Regions from separate parts of the Homo sapiens genome. Here region 2 is linked to region 1. A link is a loop called in an ENCODE intact Hi-C map of the cell type or tissue named here. Cell type or tissue: chondrocyte. All regions are shown on one strand. Links, peaks and the distances in the headings refer to the core of each region. The heading gives the core; the rest is flanking DNA. Region 1 has its middle 20 kb from the start of ZNF287. Region 2 holds the start of FLII (FLII actin remodeling protein).

What was found. Hi-C counts contacts between places; a loop is a spot of excess contacts. Peaks named below come from ENCODE experiments on the same cell type or tissue, not always from the same donor. Only the 100,000 strongest peaks of a DNase experiment are listed, where the experiment ranks them.
Region 2: it touches region 1 in a loop (2.6-fold over the local background); 1 of 110 quality-filtered maps calls a loop at or near these places.

The regions. Positions count from the first base shown.
Region 1 is chr17:16,587,780-16,590,677 of GRCh38, reverse strand. No RefSeq gene overlaps it. Among named protein-coding and RNA genes, the nearest start is that of ZNF287, 20 kb to the right of the region's middle. RefSeq lists an enhancer at 1,469-1,538. In chondrocyte, for the core only: CTCF peaks have their summits at 890 and 1,167 (motif pointing right); a DNase peak (open chromatin) is centred at 1,237.
Region 2 is chr17:18,256,716-18,259,613 of GRCh38, reverse strand. FLII (FLII actin remodeling protein) reads left to right here and starts at 876. Exons shown (of 30, transcript NM_002018.4): 1 at 876-986; 2 at 2,595-2,705. The coding sequence starts at 924. RefSeq lists silencers at 785-1,184, 1,195-1,334 and enhancers at 1,004-1,505, 1,505-1,584, 2,244-2,898. In chondrocyte, for the core only: a CTCF peak has its summit at 1,421; DNase peaks (open chromatin) are centred at 660, 1,153, 1,659 and 2,122.

The DNA.
Region 1 (2,898 bases), core at 169-2,668:
TTGATTTTTTCCCTATTTTTCTATCCTCTATTTTGTTTAACTATGCTCTAATCTTTATTATTTCCTTCTGTCTTAGTCCATTTGTGCTTCTACAACAAAATACCACAGGCCACATAATTTATTTTTCAAAAATCAGAAATTTATTTTCTTACAGTTCTGGAGGCTGGGAAGTCCAAGATCAAGGTGCCAGCATCTTGTGAGGGCCTTCTTGCTATGTTATCCCATGGGAGAAAGCAGAAGGGCCAAGAAAAGGGAAGAGAGAGCAAGAGAGTGCTGAACTTGTCCTTTTGAAAGGAACACACTCCCTTAATAATGGCATTAATCCACTCATGAGGACAGAGTCCTCATGGCCTAATCACCTCTTAAAAGTCTTACCTCTTACCCCTGTTACATTGGAGATTAAGTTTCCAACACATGGACATTGGAGGACACATTTAAACTATAGCATCTTCCTTCTCCTAACTTTGGGTTTTGTTTTCTCTTCTTTATCCAGCTCCTTAAGGTGTAAAGTTAGGTTATTTATCTGATATCTTTGTTTTTTAAAGGTAAATGTTTACTCGTAAAATTTTCCCTTTGAAACTGCTTTCACTGATTGTCATAGTTTTGGTATGTTGTGCTTCATTTTCATTTGTCTCATCGTATTTTCCAATTTCCCATGTTATTTTTTCTTTGACCATTGGTTGTTTAAGAGTGTGTTGTTTAATTCTCACGTATTTGTGAATGTTCCAGTTTTCCTTCTGTTAATGTTTCCTTATATTGTGGTTATAGAAAATATTGTATTACTTCAGTCTTTTAAAATTGATTGAGACTAGCTTTGTGACCTAATTTGTGGTCTAATCTGGAGACTGTTCCATGCGTGTTAGAGAATACTAGAGGATATTCTGAAGCTGTTGGGTGGAGTGTAACGGCTTTGAATAATCTGAAGTTCAGTAGTTAAAGAGGATGGCCAGGGCCAGGCATAGTGGCTCACGCCTGTAATTCCAGCACTTTGGGAGGCCGAGGCGGGTGGATCACCTGAGGTCAGGACTTCCAAACCAGCCTGGCCAACATGGCGAAACCGCGTCTCTACTGAAAATACCAAAAAGCAATAGAGGATGGCCGGAGGGAGCCCAAGTCCCTAAAACGCAAAGCTCCCTGCACTGCACCTAGAGGGCCGCAAGAGGGCGCGCGAACCCGCCCTGGCTGACTTGCCGGCGCGCATGCGTGTTCCGCCTGCGGACTGCCTTGTCTGCAGTGAGGCAGAGCGCTGCGTTCCTTGAGGACCCCGGGGAGGCGCGGTCGCGGCTTCGTGACAACCTGGGGCCGAGTCCTCCGTGAGGAAACAGCCTGTGCGGGCCCTGACGGCTGTGGAGGGAGCTGTTCCCCGGCTTCTCCAGGGACATTTTTCGGGGCTTTCTGCATGGTGCCTGGGTTTCTGCCTCACTCGCGCGCGGTGCCCCGCAGGGCCTCTGGCCAGTTCCCTCTCGCAGGGAGCGGCGGAACTCCCGGTGTCCTGGCGCGAGGTGGCGGCTTCTGGGAGAAGTCCCCAGACCCTCCGAGGAGGAGGAATCGCTGACGGCGGGAAGGGGGTGGGCGGAATCCCAGGCCGCTCCGTCCCTGTGAGCCCGGCGGGACCGGGAGACCGGCGCTCCCCTCCCGTGGACCGGCCTCTGTGAAGCCTTTAAGGTTCGTTTTTGCTACAACGTGAAAGTAGTTTAAAAACATAAGAAACTGTAAAGTGAGTGTATTAAAACTCGCATCATTCCTGGCCAACATGATGAAACCCCGTCTCTACTATAAATTCAAAAATAAGCCGGGCGTGGTGGCGCACGCCTGTAGTCCCAGCTACAGGGGAGGCTGAGGCACAATTGCTTGAACCCAGGAGGTGGAGGTAGCAGTGAGCCAAGATCACACCACTGCACTCCAGCCTGAGCGACAGAGGGAGACTCTGTCTCCAAAAGAAAAAGAAATCTGAGCGTAGATGCAAACTGAGACACTGAGACTTCCTCCTTGTAGTAGTCAGGACCAGGCGATTGAAGTAATTCTGTCCTGTGGGGTTCGGCATCATGCACGTTTCCCCTGGGCCGTCCTCTGATGCAGGGCACTTGCTCCACACTCTGGGAACCCAGATTCACCAGTCTGCCCTGTCACATAGTTGAAGGAGTTGCATTTATCTTTCTGGCTCCCAATTCCTTTAAAATTACATTTGTTGCAGAACCTCCACAAGGCGAAATGAAATAAAATTACATTTGTGACCATCAGAGAACTGAAGGAACTATTAACTGGCCGTCCTGGTTTTGCTGAGATCAGGCTGTTGACAGCTCCTGGTTGGCCCACAGCTACCTATGTCAGTTATCTCCATTAACATTTCCAAGAATCTTTGTAGGACAATTTCTCCACCTGCAAGTTCTTTCAAGTAGAACCCTTCTTTCCTTTAAGGCAATTAGCCCATTGCCAAAAGGTTTTACTGTCTTAAAGCTGGAACTGTCTTTCTGAGATCTAATTCCAGGGACTTCTCCACAGCTAAGTGAGGTGCCTCACACCAGTATTAGGTGATTCTTTGTGTGGACAGAACAGAGCATTTTCATCTTGTGTTTAAAGCAATTTCTTGGCTTCGGCTCCTCACCACTTTCTATACCAGTCTCCCATTCACGTCCCTAGTAATGCCTATGCAAAAAAAAAAAGAAAAAAGAAAGAAAAAGAAAAAGCTGACGGTGAAACCTACAGGTTTAAGGGCTTAAATCTCAGACTTTGTGTTAGGAGAAACAGGAGTGTGCTGAGAGGGCAAGCAATAAAACAAGTCATACCAAAAAGCCACATTGCTCTCTCCTAAGCCCCAACCCCACTCCACTCCTGAGGCCAGTGGTCCAGACAGAAAATAACTGGAGAAGACGAGGAGGTCAAAGGATCAGGGAACTA
Region 2 (2,898 bases), core at 217-2,716, 1.7 Mb before region 1:
CAGCACTTTGGGAGGCCGAGGCGGTTGGATCACGAGGTCAGAAGATCGAGACCATCCTGGCTAACACGGTGAAACCCCGTCTCTACTAAAAATACAAAAAAAAAAAAAAAAAAAATTAGCCGGGCGTAGTGGCGGGTGCCTGTAGTCCCAGCTACCCGGGAGGCTGAGGCAGGAGAATGGCGTGAACCCGGGAGGCGGAGGTTGCAGTGAGCCGAGACTGCGCCACTGCACTCCAGCCTGGGCGACAGAGCGAGACTCTGTCTCAAAAAAAATAAAAAATAAATAAAATAAATAAATTTAGCCAGGTGTGGTGGCCTGCGCCTATAATCCCAGGTAGTCGGGAGGCTGAGCCCAGGAGTTCGAGGCTGCAGTGAGCTATGATCACACCACTGCACTCCAGCCTGGGCAGCAGAGCAAGAAGACCCTGTCTCAACAAAACAAAAACAACACATGAGGAAACTAAGTCCAGAAGCAGGAGAGCTAGGACCCGAGGATCCAGGTGTCTCACTACCACCGGTCAGCCAAGTACAGGCACTTCCTGGGCCTCTGCGCCCCGGGGCCGAGGTTTAGAATCTCTCTGAGGTCAGGGCCAGCTTCATGTGCTGCAGCAGCGCAGGTGACGGTGCCTCGACCAGCGGCCGTTACGGCCCCTGCCCTGGGGCGCTGGGACTTAAGCCTGGAGATCGTGGAAGCCTCCAACTCCAGCACAGGGGGGGCCCGCACTCCTTGGTGCCTCCGCAGTCTTCGAACAGACGGGGAAACTGAGGCCCTAAGAGGCCTAAAGCCTACACTTCCCCGCGGAATGCGGCGGGCGCGGGCGGGTTAAAGGGGCGGGGCCGGCGCTGGCCCAGCCCGCGGCTCCCCCCAGCGCCCTCGCCCCGGCGCTCCCTAGCCCGGCGCGGCCCGGCAGCGAGAGCGGCGCCATGGAGGCCACCGGGGTGCTGCCGTTCGTGCGTGGCGTGGACCTCAGCGGCAACGACTTCAAGGTGAGCCGGGCCGGGCGCGTGCCGGGCCTCCCTGCAGGCCTTCTCTTCCGCCCGGCCCGCTTGGCCTCCGCTTCCTGTCCCGCTCGGCTCCAGGCCCTGCGTGTCCCAGGGACTGCGGCCGGGGCGGGGTGGGGCTCTCCCCTGGCCAGGAATGGACCTCCGAGGCCTCCGCCCAGTGCCTGTACGGGGAGACCGAGGCTGGGCAGGCCGGGGACGGACGCTTGGGCTCGGAGTCCCGCCGGGGGCCCGGCCGGGAGCCCCCACCCCGCGTCCGTGTTCTCGGTCTAGGCTGGATGGTGGCCTGGGGATCGGGCGAGCCTCCCCGCCCCTCTGAGGTCACACGCCCAAGCCAGGCCCTGACTCAGGGATGGCTGCCCGGCTGCCCAGGGGCGGGTGTGGAGCCGACTCATCACTGCCCTCTCCCCGCCACCGCCACCCGCCATACTGTGTGATCCTGGGCCTCTCAGATCACTTCCCCTCTCAGAGCCTAGGCTTTCTCAGCCGGTGAAGGGGCTTAAAAGTCTCCTCCTTGGACGCAAGGAGTATAGTGAGATTTGTTGGTGTGGAGAGTGTGTCAGGCCGGTGTGCCAGGTGCTGGGTGGCAGTTGTCTGAGCAGCTGCTGGACTGAGAGAAAAGGGACCGGAGCCCAGCCCTCCGCAGCCAGTGGGTGGGGCGGCGGGGTGGTTCCAGGACTCAAGAATGAGACAGGCATTGCCTGACCAAAGGGGAAGCAGAGAAAGAGAGGGAGGGAGAGCTGGCTGGAGGGTCAGCCTCACCTTCAGGGTGGGTGACTGGCAGGGTCGGCCTGGGTTGTTGGTCTGGGGCTGGGGCCGAGGAGGCAGGTTTTTCCTGCGTTTACCTGCCTGTGTACACACCTTTGACCCCAAGTACAAGTGGCTACACCACTTTTCCCTGACCCCATCCCCACCACCCTAACCTGGGGTCCCCGTTCCTCTTTGCTGAACTGGGAGAGTCCGAGTCACCAGCTGGGAATGTGGCGCTAGGGGGAAAGGAATATCAGCCGCAGGCACTGAAGGCACCTACTGCCCCAGACTTGGTGCCACAAGGGCTGGAGGTGCCGAGGTGGGCGTTCACACACCAGGGGAGTGCAGTGATGCTGGCCTGCCCTGCAGGGTGGGGAGCCACGGTCTCCGCAAGCAAGGGTTTGACCCTGGCCGTGAGTTGCCAGTGTGCTGATGGCAGGATGAGGGCACAGGTGGCGCCTTTGCAAAGGCTTGGAAGGGGGATCCCCCACCCCAGGCAGCCAGTCAGAGTGTGGAATGCTAGGTGAAGGAATTTGAGCCGAGCTAACCACAGAGCCGGATGCTGGGCTTTCACCTGAAACAAGCCAGTTTTGTCCTGGCCCTCCTGGGGCCCAGAATCCAGTAGGAGAGACAAATCTTAGGCCAACACTTTTGTCACGGGGGGGCTTAAAATTCCCATTCTATGGGTGAAGAAATTGAGGCACAATGATGAAATGACTTGTCTGTGTTCTCACAGATGGTGAGAGTTGGTTCTGTGGCTCCCCAAAGGCTCCCATGGGCTGGAGGAGCCATAGAAGGTGGTGAGCAGGGGCTCTGTGCTTCACCTTGACATCCTTCCCCCAGGGCGGCTACTTCCCTGAGAATGTCAAGGCCATGACCAGCCTGCGGTGGCTGAAGCTGAACCGCACTGGCCTCTGCTACCTGCCCGAGGAGCTGGCCGCCCTGCAGAAGCTGGTAAGGGGGTTTGGGCGGGCAGGGGAGGGTCCCTGTGGATGAGCCAGGTGGGCAGAGCCTGTGGAGAAGGCAGACAACTTCTCCAGAGAGAGGAACACCGACAGCTATGAGCAGAGCTGGAAGAAAGGGAGTGGGCACCCTGTCCAGGGAGGTGTGCAAGAAGAGGCCGGGTGAGTGAGGGAGGGAAGCTGCA